Regions from separate parts of the Homo sapiens genome. Here regions 1 and 3 are each linked to region 2. Evidence: read pairs that join two places in POLR2A ChIA-PET (ENCODE). Cell type or tissue: MCF 10A. All regions are shown on one strand.

Region 1 (8,000 bases), 110 kb after region 2:
GTTCAAGGTCCAAAGTTCCTATCACAATTTACAAAAAGCCTCCAAAAAACCTTGAAAAGCTTACGCCAGGAGGCCATTTTTACCTGACCCGAAACTATCGAAAAGGCCTCAATTTTCAAGGAGATCTGAGAAAATGGATGGGCCTGAGTTTTTCTAGTTATTTTTAAACCCATCCAACAAACACCCCTGTATCACAACATGGGCGCTGGCTGAGGATGAGTCCGCATCCTTTAAGGCCCAGGAGATTGCCTGCTGACCACCTCCTACATTAGGAAGTCAGAGGCTAAGGTGGACCCACACTCCATTGCAGAGACTGTTGAGTCTCTGAAAAAGTGAGTGTCCAGGAAGAGAGACAAAAAGAAACAAGTAGGTAAAGCTGCTTCTTTTCTTCCACATGCTCACTGCACATTGTTGTTGAGGATGCAGGGATCCACCTAAAGAAAGAAACAGACTATTTCAGTTCAGGTAAGAACAAAAAGAACAAACCAGTTTAGCAATCCGTCTAAGTCAACTTCTTATAGAAAGCTTAGGACAAATTTAACAGTAAAGATGACAATCCTCACCTCAGTATAAGTCGGTGGTGGCATGAACTTGAACTCAGGGGCATACATAAAGATAGGGCTGTCTTGAGAGCCATCCATGTCATCTAGCAGAGGAGTGGTTGGGCTCTCCAATCGGTGATCTTCAGGAATGACATCCATATAGCAGGGAGGAGCTAGAAAAGAAAATATGGCCACATAAGAATCCTGCCCAAGAAATGCTGGACCATCACAATTTTACAAACCCAGGTAGACCAGAAACAAAGAAAAGACATTAGGTCTGGCTCACCTTCTGGGGTATCAGGGATGTTCAGATCTACCCAACTCATCTCAGAGCTGGTTCGGCTGGCCATGCTGGATGTTCTGCTGCTTAGACCTGATCTGCTGCCAATTACCAGGGGCAGGTCAAGGATGACCTTCTTGGATCCAGGAACGCTAACATAGATCTAGAAAGGAAGATGGCAGTTTATTACACCAGAGGTCTGGAGAAACAAGACAGCTGTGGTAACAGATGAACAATTTCTCTGCTGAAGCCACCCTGCATCTACCCACCAGTAAGGAATATTCAACTCGAAGGATGTTGCAGCCCAGGATAGAAGGCCTGATCTTCTGAACCCGAAGGCTCTTGCCACGCCATGATGCGCATGTCCCTGAGATAATATGATTGCCTCTGACTGATGACAACTTCTGAGTCAGCACCTTGGTCTGGCCATTGGCAAGGTAAGTGTGGCGGGCCACAATGGCAGCTTTGGGGACCACAATTCGGGAACATGTATTCTCAAAGTCAGCATGGATGGAAATCTCATCACCTAGCAATGAGAAAGATGAAAACTTACTGATACTCAGTATAGTTAATGACACTTCCTCTACCCCAGTCCCATGCCCTTGCCCCTAAACCCAGTTCCTGTTTTAACTGCCATAAGCACTAGGATTTTACCTTCACAGAATCCTTTTCTGTCAATTCGAGCAGAGACAGACACCCGCCCATCAGGAATGAACATGCAGGAAACTTTCTTTTCTTTTTTAGCAGACACAGGTGCCTATATAGAAGGGGATAAAAAGGTGTTTTGAGATGCTTCAATCTAATGCCCAAGACGTCTGATTTATCATCCTCATGACCCAGGAGAATAGAATCTTTAAAATGGATCTCACCATTAAATCAGGGGTATTGACATCCACCAGATCCACTACTTCAAAGTTTTTCTTTGTCTCTTGAGTTGGCTGGCTCGGGCGGTCAAGAAAAGCCTTCACCCAGTAGTCTACACACCCATATTTTCCTTTGAAGGATGTTCCCAGAGGCCTGTGTCAAGAAAATGAAAATTTTAAAACGCTCTCCAAGAACAGTAAGTGATCAAAGGAGGGCAAGATATTTTAGACAGAAAAGTTCAAAGATGCATTTAGCTGATATTTACCCCTGAGGAAGCTCAAAGCCGAACTTGTACTCATATTTGTTTCCAGGTCTCATGATCACCATCTCATTCTCACCTGAAGGGAAAGAAAATCGAGTAGCCATTAGGCTTGCTGTTACACTTAAAATGCATCTGTGTGATAAGGAATGCTTGGGTGGCATGCAAGGTATTGAAGTACCCCCAATTTCATCCCATATATATATTTTTTAATCCATCCCATATTGTTCTTAAAGAGAAATTCTGATGTATTTTGTCGGGCAGCAAGTTGCCAAGCCCTGCAATACTGAAAGATTCACCCAGGACAGTTCTCTACTAACATCTCAAATAGGAAGTAGACAAAGAATAAGCAACTTATGCACACATAAGACTTTAACTACCCGAGGCAACGCCCCTCAGGATCCCCTTTAGGACACAGCACCATAAAAAATTGTACAAATCACCCTTTTTTTTGGGGGGGGAGGAGAATGTCTGCAAATTAAAACAGAAAAAAGGAAGCAACAACACGTAATTCAAACCACTCAAACTGAGCAACTTAAAACATTTCGTACAGGTTTTGTGTATTCAATTCTCTTCTCTAATCAGCTTTCACCCTCCAACAATGAATTGGGCCGCTTACCTGTTGGCTGGTCTTCCAGAAGAAGCGTGTCTTCATAGCGCAGGTACTCCGAAGTCTGTTTGCACTGCTGGGATCCCTGCATCCAAAGCACTTTAGCCACTCCGCAAGCCAGGATCCTAACGGCTTTGACACGAGTAACTTCACACACCTCCACTATCACCCGGCCAGCCACCTTCTCGCCACTGCCGTACACCTTTTCAGGGTCGTTAAAGACCACCTCAAAAGACTTGATCTTCTTGAACATCACCATGATGGAACTGAGTTGGTTTTAAGAGTTAGAAATGACGGTGGAAGAAAAAAAAAGCTCCAAATCGAGGAAACCCCTTTGCAAAAAATTATTTCACTTTAAGGAATTAAGGTATTCTTAAGCAGTTTGAGCTTAAAAATAAAATAAGATTTAAACAAATGAATATTAACTACTAGGTTTTCGAAAAGGCGCCTAAAAAATATACGCCGCTGGTTACACTAAGCTAATTCAGAGAAAAAGCCTTCTTTCCCCCAATTGCTGGAGAAAAGATCCGATCTCCACAAGCACTCCTTTGGAGAAAAAGAGGGGTTAGTTTCAAGCAGGAGGCGGAAACGTCTCTATATAGTAGCCCGGGCCAGAAGAGCCACGCGAGCGCTGGCCCGGAGGCTCGTGCTGCCCTCGTGCACATCCCTCCCATTGGCTGCCCGGTCCTTGTTTACCAGGAGCCCGACCAATCAGTGAGATCGCTGTGGCGCGTGGACACGGTGTGCTCCTGGCTGGGAAAATGGTTGTTGCGCTCTGGAGCGGCGCAGGGAGGGGGGAAGGAGAGGAAGGAGAGGAAGGAGGGGAAGGAGGGGGCTGTTGAGCGTCTTCTCCCGGGTCCAGTGGAAGGAGGATCCCACTGACCCTAAAACCTAGCCAGGGCGACAGGCCATCGGAGGGCGGGTGTGGACGTTTCTGGTCTGAGAGCGGTGTTTTGAGGTAAAAGGAAAATGTGCTTATGAGGGAATTTCATGCCTAGTCTTAGCCAGTGCAGTTACTTTAGAGCCTGTCGTTATTCCTGGCTCATAAATAGCAAGTGTGTGAAAATCCCATAGCTCCAAGAATACTTTCAGGTTTGGGGCTGTGGAGCGCAGAATGCTTGGTGTTACTGTTCAGGAACAGCCCTTTGTCCTTCTCTTGCCCCGCATCCCTATTAAGTATAAAAAACACCACCGTCTCTGAGGGAAAGGAGAACTTTCAGGCCTCATTGTGTGTGTAGGACCGATGTCTTCTCCTTCCCGTTCCAATCCCTTGGGGCTAGGGCTGGGGGCTGCGTGCCTGTGCTGTTCGTCACCCACCCCCAGCTTGTACCCTCTCTTCTGTTCTCTCTGTTCTGTGGAACGGAAATAGGAGGGGCGTGTTTACATCCTGTTGCTTATCCTGTCATCTCTTCAATTTCTACCTGCAAAGTTGGGGAACACTTTGTCTGTGTTCCCCATTTACCTCATTACCTCTTTAGTGAGGTGTGTCCAGGCGCTCATTATCTCCCACTTCCTACCTGCTTCTGGAGGAAAAGGAAAAGCGGGAAAAAAAGGATGCTTCACTCTTTTCACTTTTTTCCAGTTATGTTCACTCTTTCTTGTCTCCATCCCCTCTTCCAACTCACTAAATCAAATGTACATCCATAAATCTGGTTAAAAGTGAGAAAGTCCTCTTGTTTATATCCAAATTTTCAGTGGAGAGATGGCCACACACCTGTTTGAAGGAACAATTTTAAAAACTATTTTCAAAGGTTTTTCCCTAAACGGTTTAGAAAACAGTAAGAAGGAAAAGAGAAGAAAGATCGGTCAACAGAGCACTATAAATTCAAGCCAGAAGAGACCCTACCCTCTCTCTTCATTCTTTGTTGGTTTCGTTTGGCCAGCTGTCAGATGGATTTTCCCCTGCTGGCTGTGAGATGCTTTAGGAGCTGAGTACTGAGAACTTACTCTTAAATGTAATAGGAAAAACCTGTATGCAAAAGTGCAGGGATTCTTCCTCCTTTTATTTGATTCATAGACCCTTCCTATATCTGTGCTGGGGTATCAGAAGATTATTATTTAATTCCTTGTGCTGGAAAGAGGAAGATAATGTCCCAAGATTGAGATGGGGAGGTAATTAAGAAGCATTCAAGTATATTGAAACCCTACCCAATCAGCAAAAAAAAAACAATATTCATTGCTGTTAAAGAGCCTTCTTCCTTCCTCAGACAGCCTAGCTGGATTGACACTCTAAGGCTAACGAGAGTTACAACTCAACCCCAATATTAAGCAAGCTCAAGAATAGGCATCATGAGTCTCTTCGAAAACACACACATGCATTAAACCCCAGGAACATGTTGATCCTTAGGGTGTGTTTGAGGCGGCACCCTGTTCTAGAAACTTAACCAGCTAGGCTTGAGGTGTTTTCAGTTGGTTAACAATATTGATTGAGTTACTGGGAGCAGAGGAGGTGGAACTCTGACTGAAGTAATTTTTTTTTTAAGGTGGAATCTTGCTCTGTTGCCTAGGCTGGAGTGCAGTGGCCTGACCCCAGCTCACTGCAACCTCTGCCTCCTGGGTTAGAGCGATTCTCCGCCTCAGCCTCCTGAGTACCTGGCATTACAGGCATGCATCACCACGCCCAGCTAATTTTTGTATTTTTAGTAGAGATGGGGTTTCACCATGTTGCCCAAGATGGTCTTGAACTCCTCCTGACCTCAGGTGATCCACCCGCCTTGGCCTCCCAAAGTGCTGGGATTACAGGCGTGAGCCACCGTGCCTGGCCTGACTGAAGTAATTTTAAAAGTTCAAAATTGTGGCTTCTGGGAGAACGTTTAGTTTGATGGGTATGAAAGTGTAACTATCAAACATCAAAATGCTGACAAATATATGAATCAATATTGTTAACTACATAGTCAATATTGTTAAATATTGTTAAATCTTAACTACATACATTTTGAGGGAATAGGAAAGATGGTGGCTAGTGATGGATCAGGGTGGTGGTAATATGGGACATCTTAAGACATCCAACTCTCAACCAGGTTGGAATGCAGTGTCACTTGGCTCACTGAAACCTCCACATCCCAGGCTCAAGTGATTCTCCCACCTCAGCCTCCCGAGTAGCCGGGACTACAGATGTGCTCCACCACGCCTAGGTAATTTTTGTATTTTTGGTAGAGATGGGGTTTCACCATGTTGGCCAGGCTGGTCTCAAACTCCTGCTCAAGCAGTCCGCCTACCTGGCCTCCCAAAGTGCTGGGATTATAGGCACCCTTTTCCCTTTCAATTTATTTGATATTTATGTGGGCACATCTCTGAAGTACTGAATTGCTGAGTTTTAAAAAATCCTATGACAATTCTCTCGTTCTAAGTTTCTCTTCTGGGCTCTGGTTTCCTTGTATCTTCCCATTTGCAGAGCTCACTACAGACTACGTTGCTCTGTGTTATGCCTGGGTTCCTTTAAATGCCAAAAAATTATTTAGCTTTGGCAGCAGCTGCTGCCTACCAGGCCTGTAGCCAAGGCATGTTCTGAAGTGGAGTCCTCCTGGACACGGTTGTTTACGACCTTTCACCTTGTAACCTGGTATTCTGATAAAAACCTGCCCCGATTCTCCTTTCCCAGTTCTTGGGTCTAAGAAGAAAGAAATTTTGTAAACTCTTGTCCTAAAATCAGGGTATAAAAACACTTGTGAGGTTTGGGAAAAGGGGTGGGCCAAGGAGGAACAGCAAAGTAGGGCACAGTCAAAGAGTTTTGCAAGTTGGATCATCTTTATCTGCCCCTTCTCTACCCTCTTCAGTCCCAGTGCCAACAGGAAACCAAGTGGTGATTGTTGTTTGTTTGCTTTACTGCAGGTGACAGAATAAAGCCAGCAGTTTCAGGGAGGGAAGTGCCCTCAGCACTTTGTTGCCAGTCAGAGACAAGACACTGATTGCATTTCTCTTTTCTTTAACCTCTGGCCTGACAAACATTTAGAACATGAAGACTCATAGTTCTTAATGCAGAACAAAGCCCTTTCTTGGTCCTTTTAATCACTTCTCTCACCTCTACTCTGTAAACTTCCCTTTTACCCTTACCCATTTTCCTTTCTCTCTCTCTTTTTTTTTCCACATAGGGTCTCACTCTCAACCAGGTTGGAATGCAGTGTCACTTGGCTCACTGAAACCTCCGCATCCCAGGCTCAAGTGATTCTCCCACCTCAGCCTCCCGAGTAGCTGGGACTACAGATGTGCTCCACCACGCCTAGGTAATTTTTGTATTTTTGGTAGAGATGGGGTTTCACCATGTTGGCCAGGCTGGTCTCAAACTCCTGCTCAAGCAGTCCGCCTACCTCGGCCTCCCAAAGTGCTGGGATTATAGGCACCCTTTTCCCTTTCAATTTTTTCCCTAAGGAATTTAGAGGCAAATTAAGAGTTTGAAGACTGCCCCAAGTCATAGATCAATAAGAATAAATTAACAATTGTAAGCCAGGTGTGGTGGCTCATGCCTGTAATCCCAGCACTTTGGGAGGCTGAAATGGGAAGATCACTTGAGGCCAGGAATTCAAGAAGATCACCCTGGGCATTGTAGTGAGACCCCATCTCTCTTTAAAAAAAAAAAAAAAGGCTGGGCGCGGTGGCTCACGCCTGTAATCCCAGCACTTTGGGAGGCTGAGGCAGGCAAATCACGAGGTCAGGAGATTGAGACCATCCTGGCTAACACAGTGAAACCCCGTCTCTACTAAAAATACAAAAAATTAGCCGGGTGTGGTGGCAGGCGCCTATAGTCCCAGCTACTCGGGAGGCTGAGGCAGGAGAATGGCGTGAACCTGGGAGGTGGAGCTTGCAGTGAGCCGAGATCTCGCCACTGCACTCCAGCCTGGGCGACAAAGTGAGACTCCATCTCAAAAAAAAAAAAAGAATTGTATAGCATGTTAGAGTTCCAAGTGACTTTTTAAGTAATTGCCATTTATTGAGCACCTATAATGAACCAAGTCTTTTATATAATTATGTCAGTGATAATTATCTGTCATCTGTCATGTTGTTCTAGAAAGTATTTGAGGTTGGCCGGGCGCGGTGGCTCACGCTTGTAATCCCAGCACTTTGGGAGGCCGAGGCGGGCGGATCACGAGGTCAGGAGATCGAGACCATCCTGGCTAACACGGTGAAACCCCGTCTCTACTAAAAATACAAAAAAAATTAGCCGGGCGTGATGGTGGGCGCCTGTAGTTCCAGTTACTCGGGAGGCTGAGGCAGGAGAATGGCGTGAACCCGGGAGGCGGAGTTTGCAGTGAGCCGAGATTGCGCCACTGCACTCCCGCCTGGGCGACAGAGCGAGACTCCGTCTCAAAAAAAAAAAAAAAGAAAGTATTTGAGGTTAGATTGTTTCATTTAATTCTCTCAATAACCTTGTGACTCGGTGTTGGTTCAGTCAGGCTCAGAAGTGAAGTAATTTGCCTGAGGTCACAGATTTTGTAAGTAGAGCAAGAT
Region 2 (8,000 bases):
CCCAAAGTGCTGGGATTACAGGCGTGAGCCACTATGCCTGGCCTTGTTTTTTTTGTTTTGAGACAGGGTCTCGCTGTCACCCAGGCTGGAGTGTGATAGCATGATCGGGGCTCACTGCAGCAGCCTTGACTTCTTAAGCTCAAGGGATCCTCCCACTTCAGCCTCCTGAGTAGCTGGGACTATAGGTGCACATCACCATGCCCAGCTAATTTTCATATATTTGGTAGAGATGGGGTTTCACCATGTTGCCCAGACTGGTTTTGAACTCCTGGGCTCAAGCGATTCTCCTCACCTCAACTCCCAGAGCACCAGGCCTCAAACTGTTCTAATTTACAATTCCCTTTGCAGCTGGTGATTAATCCTCCCAAGAATGCCTCCTGTCACATTTGATCCCTGCGGTGGAAAAGTTAAATATTAAATTTGAACTCAATTGAACGTGGACAGAAACAATGGTCACCAAGTCCCAGAACAGGTTGTGTGAGCCCCTTGAGGTGTTCGTCCAGCACTGTTTTGGAGAAATCTCTATTTCAATCTATTCCTACACGTTAGTTATTGAAAAACAATAGACAATTGCAAAAATAAGTTGAATGTTTTGTGTTCCTTGAGCCCAGTCGCCAAGGGCCCCGTGACTGGGCCTCATGCCAAACAACTCGTTACAAAAAGAGCTAGGGTCCCAGACTGCGCCAAAACTTCATGAGACCTCTCCTCGTCTGTGCATGGATGAGTGGCCAACTCTGGAGCCCAGGCTGTTGCTTCTCAGTCTGGTGGTGAATCCTCTATAGTCTTATGAGTGCGGTGTTCAACTCTGGAACCCAGGCTGTTGCTTTCCAGTCTGGTGGTAAATCCTCCATAGTCTGGTGAATGTAAACATCTTTTCCCTTCTCCCCTTCCCATTGCAATTTGCTTATTATATCAATCTGTTTATTATATCATTTGCTTACTTATTATATAATTTGCTTATTATATTAATTTGCTTGTACCATTTGCTTATTATATCTCCATTGCCATTTACATGGGATAAAGCTTGTTTACCCTTAAAGGTATTGTGTGTGTCTCTTCTTCTCCCCTTGTGCGTTTCCTGCACAGAACAACCCCGCAGCCAAATTTCTTTTTTCTATAAAGTTTTCCCTTACAACCCCGCCACCCCCACCGCCCAACAAAGTATGCCTCTTGTATGACATACTCCTAGTGCTTGTTGATATATAGCAACCACCTCTTTGCATTTGCCATTTTTTTTTGTTTTTGAGATAGTGTCTCACTCTGTCACCCAGGCTGCAGCGCAATGGCGTGATGTCGGCTCACTGTAACCTCCACTTCCTGGGCTCGTGCCATCCTCCCACCTCAGCCTCCCAAGTAGATGGGACTACAGGTGCGTACCACCATGCCCAGCTAATTGTTTCTGTATTTTTGGTAAAGACAGGGTTTCACATGTTGTCCAAGATGGTCTCGAACTCCTGAACTCAAGTGATCCACCTGCCACGACCTCCCAAAGTCCTGGGATCACAGGTGTGAGCCACTGCGTCCAGGCTGTATTTGCCACTATTTGTTTACATGTTTGTTTCTGCTACTGGACTGGACTCTTTGATGGTAGTTGTGTTTTATATTATTGCCATTGTCAAGCACATATTACGTGCTTGATATCTGATGAATAAATGAATGAAAAAAATTAATGAAGAAGCAAAGGAGCAACAACAAGGAAAGGAAGGAACAATACACAGTTGCTTCTTAAACTAATACTATTGCAAAGAAAGGGGTAACAAGATTGGGTTTAGAGAAAGCCCCAGTCTGGAGCTGACGATGGATAGGAGGGGAATCTCTAGTTGGAAAAATATATTAAAAGTGCTCTCTTAATCATATGGATAAAGAATTACATGAGGTCAGGGAGCAGGGAGGGATAGCATTAGGAGATATACCTAATGTAAATGATGAGTTAATGGGTGCAGCACACCAACACGGCACATGTATACATATGTAACAAACCTGCATGTTGTGCACACATACCCTAGAACTTGAAGTAAAATAAAATAAATAAATAAATAAAAGAAATTAATCCTAAAAAAAAAAAAAAAAGAATTACATGAGGTCAGTCACAGTGGCTCACACCTATAATCCCAGCATGTGGAAAGGCCAAGACGGGAGGATTGCTTGAGGCCAGGAGTTGGAGACCAGCCTAGGCAACATAGTGAGACCCCCTCTCTAAAAAAAATTTAAATATATATATATGTATACACACACAAACACACACACATATATATGTGTGTATATGTATATATGTGTGAGCATTAGATGAACCAGTACTCAAGGAAACCTACCTCCATTTGGGGGCTGACTGAGGGTAAAGAGGAGAGGAGAGTCTGTCAACATAATCTGGTTGCGGTCTCAGCCCTAGAAACTGTGTGCTCCATAAAGGCTGATCAAGTTACAGCCTGTATGAAGTGCACTGAGGGTCACAATGGAAACCCTTTCCTGTCACAAAACAACTCAGCAGGTTGACACAGAATGGTGTTCATGCCAAATAGGCCAGACAGGCCACAATTCTCAGGGTTAGGCAATAGAGGCAGAGACTCGGTCTCTAGAAGGCCATTGCTTAAGTGCACGTGTTCTCTCAGGATAATGGAAAAACTCTGGGTGTCTCAAGAGGAGCCTAGAAGATACCTGCTTAATGGAATCAAATAGATTTGATCTCTACCATTAGAACCTTAAATTCTTCAGCTAATTATCACCTTAGAGGGCTCAAAGAGCTTATTTCAAAAGGGATGAGGCAGGCCAGGCACAGTGGCTCATACCTGTAATCCCAGCACTTTGGGAGGCTGAGGCAGGCAGATCACGTGAATCAGGAGTTCAAGATCAGCCTGGTCAACATGGTGAAACCCTGTCTCTACTAAATATCCAAAAATTAGCTGGGCATGGTGGTGCACACCTGTAGTCCCAACTACTCAGGAGGCTGAGGCAGGAGAATTGCTTGGACCCAGGAGGCAGAGGTTGCAGTGAGCTGAGATCGTGCCACTGCACTCCAGCCTGGGCGACAGGGCGAGACTCTGTCTCAAAAAAAAAAAAAAAAAAAAAAAAAAAGATGAGGCATAGGACAAGATTTAGTGGATGAGACAACAGCACGTAGAAACACATCTTCACAATCTGGGAGATGGGTCAGAGAGCAGGAACACCACCACCTGGTGCTCCAGTATACTTTCTCCCTTAATCCTCACAAGGCATGATATGGTAGATTATTTTATGACAAAATAGTTTTATAATAATAGTTACCATTTACTGAGCATTTACTAAATGCTCACTTTTCTTGGATTATTTCATTTTGTCTTCATGACCCTAATAGGTTTAAAGATGAGAAAGCCAAGACTTAGAGAAGTTAAGTCTGTCCTAGGTCAAACAGACTTTTTAAGTTGTGTAGCCTAGATTTAAACCCAAATCTGCCTTCATTGTTAACCACTGTAATACACAGCCTTTTATTATCTGAGCCTCAAGGAAGTTATGATTTGCTGAAGGCCATACAGCTAATAAATGGCAGATAGGATTTCAATCTAAACCTCTGTGCTTCCCAGACCTTTATACTTTCTGGTCACTTAAGCAGGTGAGAATTACAGGAGGCTAGAATACATCTCCTGTGGGAAAGCCACAGAAAACATTTAAAATACTTCTTAACTTTGCCTTCCAGGGACTCCACTCTGTAAAATCCCAGGCAAAACAAGTATCTACCTCTCACTATTACTGAGCAGTCTATATCCTAGGGAATACATATAGAGCCAAAAGTCATTTGACACTGAACTTTATTTGTTCTGACCATCTGATATACTGTCCACCCCACTGGGAAACAGAGACAATGCCCATGAGGGTGGGCCTCTGCAGAAGGCCAGAGACATGCCAAAATAAATACTGTGGTCAGGCCTCAGGAACAGCCTGGGAGGACAGGTTCTGTGACTGCTAGTCAACCACCCAATCAGGTCTTCTCTCTTCTCAGCTCTTAATGAGTGCTGATTCTTCAAAAGGCTCCCAGAGCTGCACTCTGGAGACCAATAACTGACTTCGATATCTCAAGTCTTGATTACAAAGAAATATAAGTTACCCAGTTGTCTATGAGAATCCAACTGCCTTTACTGTCCATGACCCAAATATGGAGTGGGTTGGGGAGGGATCAGAGATAGAAATTAACCTGGAGATTTCCAGTAAGCATCAAGCAAGGGCTGGCAAACTGATTCCACCAGAGAAACCCTGCAAAATATGACCAGGGTTCTAGGGTTGCCCCAGAAACATTTTCCTAGGAGCTATTTGTGCTACATAACCAGTGCTGAGCAAGTAAGGGCTTGCTCCCCAGAGCCCCATGCCACCCATGTAGGTTTCTTAATGCAGACTCCACACTTTTAGATCCCATGGGGCTGCTGCTTCCCAAAGCTGGTAAAGTGAAAGCATTTCCCATCATCAAGTAGCAGTACTCTCTCTCCTGTCTGCTTTCTAAGCAGGCCCCAAGGAGGGCTCAAGAGTGAGTATAAGACTTGAGAGAAGTAGAGAAAATACTGCCTAGGTACACCCAGTCCTCCCTGCTATTCCAGCTCCAGCCACCTGAGGGCTCCTGGCTTCAGAAAATCAGGCACCAGGCCCTGGCTTTGCTCCCAGAAAAGGCTTGGAATCAGGAAGCCTATGCCCAGCGAGCCTGGGGGCAGCTCTGTTTCACCAACACCTGAGGGCGGTCGAGTGCACTACAGGTCTCAGGTTTCAGGGGGGATGGCAGTTGCCTGTCTAAAGGCTTCTCTGTTCCTTGGAATTGTACAGAATGTCTCTTGTGGCTTTTCCTCCTCCCTCCTTTTTTCCTGTTGACTCTCCCCATCCGGCTCTATGAATCACCAGAGTCCACAGGAAAGCAGCAGATGTTGACTTTACTCCTTTCAAGCCAACGTCAGCTCCCTCCTGTGGAGTGGGGAACAGGCAGGAAAGTGAGAGGGTGGAAGAATCGAGGAAGATAACCCTCATCCTTTCCAAACTGTGAGGGAAGATAAAGAGGGAATCTGAAAGGAGTCAGGCACCTAGGCAAAAAAATTATTGATTCCTGGGGATAAAAGGACCCCAAACAAAAGCCCCAGTGTTGGCTATGGAACCAGGATCACGAGGAGGAGGGAAGCAGAGGGTGGGAGCATGGCTAGTTTTGGTGCCAGCTCTTCTTGTCTGAGGTAAAGCCTCATCTCTAGCCAGCAGCATCCCTAGGACTCAAAAGTCAAGTCAGGCTGCTGGTCTGGGGAGATAGTCCAGAGGCGGCTTCTTGTCCCATCTGAGCCCCCAAACCTCTGCTTTTATGCAAGTCTCTTGAAGAAGCTGCCAGGGAGGACTTTCTAGACCCTTATTCTACATTCATTGCTCCAACTTCTCTTCTCTTTTTTCTTCCTCAGGGATTTTCTTATGGGCAAAGAAGCCAAGCTGTAGAAGAAAAGATAAGCGTCACTGCCAAATGCCTAGACTGGGAACCTTGCCAGTAGCTCTCAGACTTATCTGAGGTCTTCACTTTTGTTCTGTTTCCAAAAATGGAATTCAAATTTATTTTATTTGGCTTAGAATAATTTAACCAACATTTGTGGGGTACAGTGAAGGAGATCTGGGCATGACATCCACAGCCTGGTTAGCTGCCCAGCACAAATCCTGTTCTCTCTGCTATAATCAAGGATCCCTCAACTCATGGGCATCATGCTCCACACTCCCCACTAAAGCAGTGCTTACCTTCCACAGGCAGAAGACAAGGAGAGCAAGCAGGAGCAACCCTCCCAGGACACTGCCTATGAGGATCCACAGGGAGATGAGGATAGGCCGGGTCTGAACCACCTCCAAGAGGCTCTGCGTGGACAGAAGAGTAGTTTTCTACATGCATCCTATAACCCAGCTAGCCTCACCCCACATTATATCAAAGCCAGCCCCCAAATAGAATAAATAACCTCCTGCTACTTAAAGGAAAGAAACTGAGGCAGGAATGGCGGCAGTGGAACACTAGGATCCTGCTGCCTGATGGAGATGCCTTCGTTCTGAAAAAGCCCACGGGTGGCCCTACCACATACCCATCATCATTATTTTCACAGCTCTCAGACTCGGTCTCCAGCCCTACCTCACTCCAACGGGAGGCTTCAGTCAGCTGTAGGACACTGCCCTCTTCGGTTCCCAGCTCAAAGGTGCTGACCACCGTCAGGGACTTGAACTTGGCCTATGGAACAAGTGGATAGGAAGACATTTAAAATGAGCCATTATCAGGTGATATAGTTCTTTGGAATCCCAACAGCAAAGTTGAGGCTGAGAGGCATAATGTTGAGGGCTCTCAAGACCAGAAGAAAAGGCTGAAGACCAATGGGAAAAGAGAGGAAGGGTAATAGATGGAAAACCCCTGGTCACATCTGCTGCTGCTGTTTGTTTTCCAAGGACAATCAATACATCTGGTGCTTTACCTGAAATGCATTCTACTCCTCTTTCCTTTGGCTGACCTCTACCCCTCCTTTAGATTGAAGTTTAGATGTCATCCCCTCTGGGATTTAGGGAAATCATTCCTCCTAACCCCCACCAACACTGGTGTTTACTTCTGTTTTTCACTCCTGAACTATAAGATCCTCTAGGTTAAAGGCTGTGCCTTACTAACCTTTGTGTCCTTAGTGCCTACTAGATAGCAGAGTACCAAGTATGTAGTGGTTTCTTTTTTTTTTTTTTGAGATGGAGTCTCGCTCTGTCACCCAGGCTGGAGTGCAGTGGCGTGATCTCGGCTCACTGCAAACTCCATCTCTCGGGTTAATGCCATTCTCCTGCCTCAACCTCCCAAGTAGCTGGGACTATAGGCGCCTGCCACCACACCTGGCTAATTTTTTTATTTTTAATAGAGACAGGGTTTCACCGTGTTAGCCAGGATGGTCTCGATCTCCTGATCTCATGATCTGCCCACCTTGGCCTCCCAAAGTGCAGGGATTACAGGCGTGAGCCACCGCGCCCGGCCATGTAGTGGTTTCTTAATAAATCTTTGTTGAAAGCATGAATAGACTAGTGAAAAAAAGATACCAAAGAAGGACAGAGACTTGGAGAAGGGTGGTTTATTGGACTTAACTTCCCTAAAACATATGATGACATCCCAGGGATCTTGTGTTATTCCAGGTAGATATGGGAAAGCACAACATTGACCTTAGTGCCAAACAGCCATTACAATTAAGATGCCATTTCCCTGCCCAGGAGGAACTCACACTGACTCCTCACTACCTGTCATATTAAGTTCAGTTTCTCCCTGGCTTCAGAGGCCTTTCGTAATCTAGATCCCTCTCACCTATACAATCTTACTTCCCACCACTCCCCAGTACAAATCCTGCATGTAATATCAATAATTCATTCATTTAGCAAAAATATGTTAAGCGCCTACAATGAGTTAGGCATGAGGCTAAATGTTGGAGATATTCTCAGTGTCAACCTAATACAGGGCCTTTTACGTAATAGGAACGTGATGGATTCTTAACTGATTAAATTTAGGTATCCTGCAAATGTTGATTGATACAGCACTAAGGAATGGTCAGGAAAAAAAAAAGTAATGGTCAGTGGAGGAAAATACAAGGATAATAACTAGCTTCCACTGAGTGTTCACCATATGTCCAGCTCATTATTCATTTATTCTTTATAACAACCCCATGAAATTGGTATTATCTTCCCATTTTAGAGATTAGGAAAAAGAGGCTTAGAGAGATGAAATAACTTGCTCATGGTCAAATAGCTAGTAAGAGGCAAAAGTGAAACTTGAACGTGGGTCTGTCTACCTCCAAAACCTATGCTAAAGTTCCAGAAAGGAGCAGAAGTGGGGAGTACTAGAAAAGGAAAGGCTTACTCTTCGGAAAAATTCATTGTGAACCAGCCTCAATAGTCCAACAGAGACCTCAGTCCCCTTTGCCAGCTGCCCAAGGTGGCACCTCACCACCTGACACTGAGTATTGCTCCCATTCTAACAGAAGAGACAGAGAGAGACAGATCAGGACTCTGGGGTAGAAACA
Region 3 (8,000 bases), 150 kb after region 2:
AGGATCTCCTAGTGTTACTCGCATGACGTCTTTTATGTTCCTTAAGGAAAAGTTCCTGGTTGTTTTTGGCAAAGACGTAGCTGGGTCTCTACTTTTCTAATGTTCACAATTTCGGAAATCACTGCAACTACAAGGAGGTGAGCTTCCTCTCTGTCTCACCCTCTTCTCTCCGGACATTGGTCTCTGGTCTTGGGGACTGTAATCACGTGTACACGATGCTCCCTAGGCTCTGAGAGCCGGGCTGGAGAATTCTTTCACAATGTTTTCTACTGCAGGAAAGAAGTACCGGGAAGAAGCCCCAACATAGGAAAGGCCCAGTATGCAAGAATCTCAGAATCTAGGCAGTGAAAAATAATATGAAAAAGAATAAGTGGAAATAAACTTTTAGTTAGAATAATGTAATTTTTTTTTTTTTTTTGAGGAAGGCTCTGGCCCTGTCATCAAGTTGGAGTGCAGTGGCACGATCACGGCTCGCTGCAACCTCCGCCTACCAGGCTCAAGCGATCCGGCCTCTCGGGTAGATGGGACTACAGGCAAGCGCCACCACGCCCGGCTAATTTTTTTGTGCTTTTGATAGAGCCCGGGTTTGCCACTTTGCCCAGGCTGGTCTCGAACTAGGAGCTCCAGCAATCTGGCCACTTTGGCTTCAGTGTTTAGCAGTTACAGGCACGAACCGCAGCACTTAGTAGAATCATATAGCTGCAACCGGGAAGGGTTAGCAGCTTCCCTGGTGGTCTAGTGGTTAGGATTCGGCGCTCTCACCGCCGCGGCCCGGGTTCGATTCCCGGTCAGGGAAAGAGTAACATCTTCTTTTACTGCTTTCTCTCAGGATCTTTTAAATAAACGTTATCTGCTAGTCAATCTTCCCCATCCCACTGAAAACTGAAATACAGAAAATGTAGAAAAACACAAATAAAGAAATCGCTCACCATTCTATCACCCGAAGACCACTCAATATCTAGGTTTTGAAACAAAGTGGAAGTATGCTATAATACTATTTTATCACCAGCTGTTTTTGTTGTTGTTGAGACGGAGTTTCGCTGTCGTTGCCCCAGGCTGGAGTGCAGTGGCGCGATCTCGGCTCACTGCAACCTCCGCCTCCCGGGTTCAAGCGATTCTCCTGCCTCAGCCTCCCAAGTAGCTGGGATTACAGGCCTGCGCTACCACGCCCGGCTAATTTTGTATTTGTAGTAGAGACGGGGTTCACCATATTGGTGAGGCCGGTCTCGAACTCCTGACCTCAGGTGATCCACCCGCCTCTGCCTTACCAAAGTGACGGGATTATAGGCGTGAGCTACCATGCTCGGCCAACACCAGCTATTTTTAAGGTTAACAATGTATTTCTAACACTTTGCAGTGGAAATAAATATCCTTCAGTAACGTATTTTCTTTCAATTTAATTACTGGATTTTCGAAAAGGTAATATATTTACATGGTTTAGGATTCAAATATACAAAAGGGCAGAACTGATAAACCTTTCACCTCTACCATTTATTTTCTCTCTAATGAAGTAACCGCTGTTAAGTTTCTTCATGATGTTAGAGATGTTTTATGCAAATGCAAGTACATGCATATATACATACGTATATATATTTAAACATTCTCTCCCCCTTGTACAAATGGAAGTAATCTATACACACTTTCTGCACTTTGCCTTTTCCATTTAACAGTATATTTTGGAAGTACTTACAGATTAGACATGAAGAACTTCCTCATTCTTTCTTCTGGCACATAGCATTCCGTTGTATGGATTTTCCATAATTAGTTTAGCCAGCTTCCTATTATAGACACTTAGGTTATTTCTAGCCCTTTGCTCTTTGGAAAAAAAAATGCTGTCATATACGGTCTTGTACATATGTAATTTTGCGCATGTGTGGAATAAATGTCCAGGAAACTAGAATTGACTTTTCTTAAAGCTGTGAAACAAGATACTACTACAGAATTTTTAATAGGAGAAATTCCAGAGAGCTTCCTTTTAATTTTCCTCTTGTAGGTTTTTCCTGCAGTCTAAATTGCTTAGCCTAGAAATAAACGGGAAGACAAACCTGATTATTTAGTTCTGATACTCTAAAGGAATCAAGCGTATTTCAGATGCGTTGGTGGTATAGTGGTGAGCATAGCTGCCTTCCAAGCAGTTGACCCGGGTTCGATTCCCGGCCAACGCAGTGTCAGTTTTTCTCTTCAGCTTTTTAGACTGAGTAGGCCTGGAAACCGAGCAAAGTAGGGAACACAGGAAAAGAGTTTTGACCACTTTTGTGTCCTAGGTCTGCACCAGTATGGTCTGTCCCTCCCACAGTAAACATCTGTATTTTGGTAACTGCACGTGCGCGCCTAGCCCGTCTGATGGGTTCGGCCGCTGGCGTCCAAACAATAACTCTCCTAGGGGTCTAGGGAAGTTAACAATAACTCTCCTAGGGGTCTAAGGAAGTGTCTGAAATAGAGGCTGGTTGGATTTGTTTTTCTGAATCGGCAGAGGTGGCTCTGATATATTTATGAGTCAAGATGAGGAAGTCAGCACAAGCTCCCACAATGCCAGAGAGTACACAGCGCTTCTTGTACCTGTGAGGGAAGCAAGAAATTAAGACGGGGCTCTCATCCCCTCCCCAGCTCACTAGCTCCGTTTTTCTTCCGGTTCCACCATTCTGGGAAGAGAAACCTCAATTCCGTGGTACAGGCTGCAGATGTAATTTGAAAAATCCTTCGAGGCTGCCCCTCTCATCCCTGGGCGAAGCAGCTTGATTCCTTGGAGGGGGAAGAGGGAAATGGAGGCAGAGAGGTGAGAGGAGAGAGGCGAGAGGCGGCGTGGTCCCGGGTTGCAGCTGACGCTTTCTGCCCTCTAGTCAGGACCTTGGCCCGCCGCCGCCCAGCGGAGCGGGTGGTGCTATCGCTGGCATCGAGGGATTTAGAGTCTAAGAAACTGATTCAGGTGTCGGAGCTTCAAGGTTGCAGAGTGAAAAAGTTTGGAATTGATTGATGCGGACGTCAGGGACTGGCCAAATAAAAGTAGCACGAAATAGCCATTCCTATTTCAAGAGGCATTAAATCCAGCTGTAGCGCGCCGCCTGGTTAGTGGCTCGCCGTGATCGTATAGTGGTTAGTACTCTGCGTTGTGGCCGCAGCAACCTCGGTTCGAATCCGAGTCACGGCAGGTGGTTCTAACTTGCTGGGGTGGCGGTTTTTTTTTTTTTTAATTAACACTTTTAAAAGAGTGACACATGCTTGTAATTCTGCCTTCGCTTAAGGCATCCCCGCGGAAGTGCAGTCCACAGATTCGGTGAATAACAATAGCTCCAGGCCGACGTGGTGGCTCGCGCCATTACGTAATCCCAGCAGCTTTGGGAAGTCTCGGAGGCGGGAGAATCCCTGGAGCCCAGGAGTTCGCGACCAGCTTGAGACGCCTCCCCACAATGTCAGAATTTTTTTTTTTTTTTTTTTTTTGAGACAGAGTCTTGCTCTGTCGCCCAGGCTGGAGTGCAGTGGCGCGATCTCGGCTCACTGCAACCCCCGCCTCCCGGGTTCAAGCAATTCTCCTGCCTCAGCCTCCTGAGTAGCTGGGATTACAGGCGCCCGCCACCACGCCCAGCTAATTTTTGTATCTTTAGTAGAGACGAGGTTTCACTATGTTGGTCAGGCTGGTCTCGAACCCCTGACCTCGTGATCCACCCGCCTCGGCCTCCCAAAGTGCTGGGATTACAGGCTTGAGCCATCGCCCCCGGCCAGAAAAAGAATTTTTAAGATGGTGGCGGGCGCTTTTGGTCCCAGCTACTTAGGGAGGGTGAAGTGGGAGCATCGCTTGAGCCCGGGAAGTAGAGGCTGCAATGAACTATGATCGCGCCACTGCACTCCAGCCTGGGCGACAGAGCGGGACCCTGTCTCAAACAACAATAGTTCCAGTTGGCTCACACTGCGGCTCGCCCACCAAGGTGCTAAGCAGCCCAGGCGGGAAGCTTTAGAGCGATATGGAGGCCCACGGAGCTGGGACCACGGTTGTTCTTTTGGCCTTCACTTGAGCAGAGGAGAGAACCCTTCCCTTGTGACTCTGGAACTCAGTGCCTCTTCCAGGATGGAGAATTAAAATGCTTTGCAGAGAGGTCTTTGCGCCTCTCATCTGAGTTTCCTTGGGCTCTTTCGCACCCTCCTCTGAAGTGGGTGAGGAGGTTCCCTCAGTGGAAGGAATGTGCGGAAAACACTAAGGTTTCAGGCAGGACTCGTGATTCCCGAGTCCTCCGCGAGACTTCCTGGCTCTCTGCAGCCCCCATCGCTCTCTAAACCCCGAATTCCTTCATGGCAAAAAGCTATTATGAAAAGGCTACTGCCGTGTCCACCAGTCCTAGGTCCTGAAACTTCTTTCACACGCAATAATATGCAATTAGATCATACAACCGCTCCGTCAGTGGAAAATGATTCCATATAAGAAGACGCCAGTAATCAGTGCCCGGCTAGCTCAGTCGGTAGAGCATGAGACTCTTAATCTCAGGGTCGTGGGTTCGAGCCCCACGTTGGGCGCTGTGTTTTTATTTAACCCTCTCGCTTAGCTACCATGGAAACATGAACTTCTAAATCGCCACAGCGGCTACTGTCCTTTTACGGTAACTGATTCCAGAAATCATCTCCATTCACCCCAAATTCATCAAGAAAAGAGGAATCTGGGCCGGGCGCGGTGGCTCACGCCTGTAATCCCAGTACTTTGGGAGGCCGAGGTGGGCGGATCACCTGAGGTCAGGAGTTCGAGACCAGCCTCAACACGGAGAAACCCCTTCTCTACTAAAAATACAAAATTAGCCGGGCGTGGAGGTGCATGCCTGTAATCTCAGCTACTCGGGAGGCTGAGGCAGGAGAATTGCTTGAACCTGGAAGACGGAGGTTGCGGTGAGCCGAGATCACGCCATTGCACTCGGTCTCAAAAAAAAGAAAAAAAAAAGAAAAGAGGAATCTGGGGATTCTAGTGTCTGTAGTGACCACATACTTCGAATCCACGATGGGCTTCTCAACTGGGCGAAGGCAGACAAGCTGAGCAGCTCTGAGAAGAGTCCAAAATCGCTCCGACACTGCTCCAGGGAGAACAGCCTTAGGACGGCTCCAGAGGGAAATACTGGTTCTCTTCTTGTTGGTGGGAAATTTTGAATGGGGTTTTGAAAGGCCTTTGTAGTGAGTTAAAATATTCTCAGCTAGGTGTTAGGGAGCATCTGTTTGCTTTTTAGGTTTTGAAGCCTTCATCAGCCGCAAAGGGCTGTAAAATACAACCATTTTAGGAAGGTCAGGAAAAAGAGGAGAGGGCTCTAGAAAAGAAGTTGAGGAGGCGGAGGAGAGAAGCGGAAGAGCAAAGAAAAGGAGGAGCAAAGACGAACGGGTAGGGCAGCGAGTAGGGAGTTAACAGTTGCAGTCTTATTTGATGAATATAGGCTGCCACTCCAGAGTGCTGGGTCCACTACTTTGAATTAGTTATTGATCCACCGGAGAACTTTTTTCTGTTCCCGAAAGCCTGGAGTTGTTTGCCTTACATTTGTTCCTGCTAAATTAGCTTTAACTGTTGCTTTTGCTGGCGTAGGTTAAGTTGGTTTGCCAGGTGGGTGGAAGCCAAGATTGGCACCATTCAAGAGACATTCTTTTTTTTTTTTTTTTTTTTTTTTGAGACAGAGTCTCGCTCTGTCACCCAGGCTGGAGTGCAGTGCCCCGATCTCGGCTCACTGCAACCTCCGCCTCCCGGGTTCAAGCGATTCTCCCTCCTCAGCCTCCCGAGTAGCTGGGGATTACAGGCGACCGCCATCAAGCCCAGCTAATTTTTGTATTTTTAGTAGAGACAGGGTTTCACCATGTTGGCCAGGCTGGTCTCGAACCCCTGAACTCAGGTGATCTGCCCGCCTTGGCCTCCTAAAATGCTGGGATTACAGGCATGAGCCACCGCTCCCGGCCTGAACATTCCTTTTCAACTCCTCCTACAGATCTTCCACCTCCTTTCCCTAAGGATCATTTACCAGTACTTTTTATTTTTTAAGAGTGTAAATATGCTTTAGTCTCACTTACATATAGTCCACCAACCATCTCCAAAATGACCAGTTATTCTCAAAGTGTGGTCCCAGGACAATCATCTTCAGTATCACCTGGAAACTTGAGATAAACGCAAACTATTGAGTGCCACCTTAGACCTATGGAATCAGAAACCCCGAGGGTGGCCCCAACAATCTGTTACTTAACAAGCTCTCTAGGGAGTTTGGAATGTTCAAGTTTGGGAACCACTGCATTAGGGCAGCCTCCTTCCCTATTAACCGAGGGTGTATCATATTCTTGGATAGGAGACTCAACATCATAAAGACAGCACCTCTCCTTTACTTGGTGTCTGAATTTAACATGATTTTCATAAAACTGTCCAAAGAATTTTTTCTTTTTTATTCAAACTAGACAATATGATTATAAAGTTCAAAAGGAAAATACCAAGGAGAAATATCCAAGGAATTCTTTCTTTTTTTTTTTAGAGACAGTATCTCGCTCTGTCACCCAAGATGGAGGGCAGTATCATGATCTTGGCTCACTGCAACCTCCACCTCCCTCAGGCTCAGCTGATCCTCCTACCTTAGCCTCCCAAGTAGCTGGGTCTACAGGCGCTTGCCATCATGCTTGGCTGATTTTTTAACTTTTTGTAGAGATGAGGGCTCACTGTATTGCCTAGGGTGGTCCCAAACTCCTGGACTCAAGCGATATGCCCACCTCAGCCTCCCAAAGTGTTGGGATTACAGGCCTGAGCCACTGTGCCCAAACTAATGGTAAATTTTCCTAAAGTTTATGTTGGAGAGGGTTTTTTTTTTTTTTTTTTTTTTTTTTTGAGACAGAGTCTCGCATTTTCGCCCAGGCTGGAGTGTAGTGGCAGATCTCGGCTCACTGCAAGCTCCGCCTCCAGGGTTCACGCCATTTTCCTTCCTCAGCCTCCCGAGTAGCTGGGACTACAGGCGCCCGCCACCACGCCCTGCTAATTTTTGTATTGTCAGTAGAGACGGGGTTTCAGTGTGTTAGTCAGGATAGTCTCGATCTTCTGACCTTGTGATCCGCTCGCCTTGGCCTCCCAAAGTGCTGGGATTACAGGCTTCAGCCACCGCGCCCGGCGGGAAGGTTAATATACCTTGTGAATGGAGGATAAGTTGGTACAAGTTCTACAGGGTGCCTTATGACAATATCTATAAAAGTAAAAAAACTTTTTTTCTTGGAGACTGAATCTCTGTCGCCCAGGCTGGAGTGCAGTGGCACAATCTTGGCTCCCTACAACCTTCGCCTCCCAGATTCAAGTGATTCTCCCACCTCAGTCTCTCCAGTAGTTGGGACCACATGTGCGCACCACCACCCCCGACTAATTTTTTTGTATTTTTAGTAGAGATGGGGTTTTACCATATTGGCCAGGCTGTTCTCAAACTCGTGATCCACCCACTTTGGCCTCCCAAAGTCCTGGGATTATAGGTGTGAGCCATCACGCCTGACCAAAAAAAATTTTAAAAAATTTTTCTTTTAAACTTTGTGTCATGGCCGGGCGCGGTGGCTCACGCCTGTAATCCCAGCACTTTGTGAGGCCGAGGCAGGCGGATCACTGAGGTCAGGAGTTCGAGACCAGCCTGACCAACATGGAGAAACCCTGTCTCTACTAAAAATACAAAATTAGCCAGGCGTGGTGGCACATGCCTGTAATCCTAGCTACTAGGGAAGCTCAGGCAGGAGAATAGCTTGAACCTGGGAGGCGGAGGTTGCGGTGAGCTGAGATTGCACCATTGCACTCCAGCCTGGGCAATAAGAGCGAAACTCCGTCTCAAAAAAAAAGAAAAAGAAAAAAATGTTGGTTATATTTTCCAGCTTCTCTCATCAAGAGAGTCTATTTCTCCTCTGTTTGAATCTGGGATTGGCTATGTGACTTGCTTTGGGCAAATGTTGGTGCCTTCACAAAATAATAACTTATTGTTATTCTAAGTCAATAAGCTTGGGATGGTTTATTATGCAGCAAAAGTATATCAAAAGGGTGA

Evidence for each region. Peaks named below come from ENCODE experiments on the same cell type or tissue, not always from the same donor. Only the 100,000 strongest peaks of a DNase experiment are listed, where the experiment ranks them.
Region 1: POLR2A ChIA-PET joins it to region 2 with 54 read pairs; 12 of 35 experiments call an interaction of 5 or more read pairs at or near these places.
Region 3: POLR2A ChIA-PET joins it to region 2 with 23 read pairs; 9 of 35 experiments call an interaction of 5 or more read pairs at or near these places.

The regions. Positions count from the first base shown.
Region 1 is chr1:145,993,453-146,001,452 of GRCh38, forward strand. It overlaps TXNIP (thioredoxin interacting protein), which reads right to left and starts at 3,127. Exons shown (of 8, transcript NM_006472.6): 1 at 2,565-3,127; 2 at 1,952-2,024; 3 at 1,692-1,839; 4 at 1,477-1,579; 5 at 1,092-1,348; 6 at 829-985; 7 at 564-715; 8 at 1-434. The coding sequence starts at 2,814. The coding sequence ends at 399. RefSeq lists an enhancer at 1,157-1,206. In MCF 10A, no CTCF peak of the experiment used is centred here; DNase peaks (open chromatin) are centred at 3,249, 4,879 and 7,959.
Region 2 is chr1:145,887,443-145,895,442 of GRCh38, forward strand. ITGA10 (integrin subunit alpha 10) reads right to left here. Exons shown (of 30, transcript NM_003637.5): 27 at 7,838-7,951; 28 at 6,098-6,193; 29 at 5,719-5,832; 30 at 3,766-5,421. The coding sequence ends at 5,356. It overlaps ANKRD35-DT (ANKRD35 divergent transcript), which reads left to right. Exons shown (of 3, transcript XR_001737758.2): 3 at 349-1,039. Among named protein-coding and RNA genes, the nearest start is that of ANKRD35-DT, 5.3 kb to the left of the region's middle. In MCF 10A, a CTCF peak has its summit at 4,579 (motif pointing right); DNase peaks (open chromatin) are centred at 3,909, 4,739 and 5,459.
Region 3 is chr1:146,034,968-146,042,967 of GRCh38, forward strand. TRE-CTC1-1 (tRNA-Glu (anticodon CTC) 1-1) reads left to right here and starts at 725; the gene lies at 725-796. TRG-TCC2-1 (tRNA-Gly (anticodon TCC) 2-1) reads left to right here and starts at 2,094; the gene lies at 2,094-2,165. It overlaps TRH-GTG1-1 (tRNA-His (anticodon GTG) 1-1), which reads left to right and starts at 3,077; the gene lies at 3,077-3,148. TRK-CTT2-1 (tRNA-Lys (anticodon CTT) 2-1) reads left to right here and starts at 4,434; the gene lies at 4,434-4,506. RefSeq lists silencers at 607-846, 2,065-2,254, 2,995-3,194, 4,415-4,584, 4,967-5,132 and enhancers at 2,495-2,544, 3,900-4,566, 4,095-4,204. In MCF 10A, a CTCF peak has its summit at 4,164; DNase peaks (open chromatin) are centred at 714, 2,154, 3,194, 4,364 and 3 weaker places.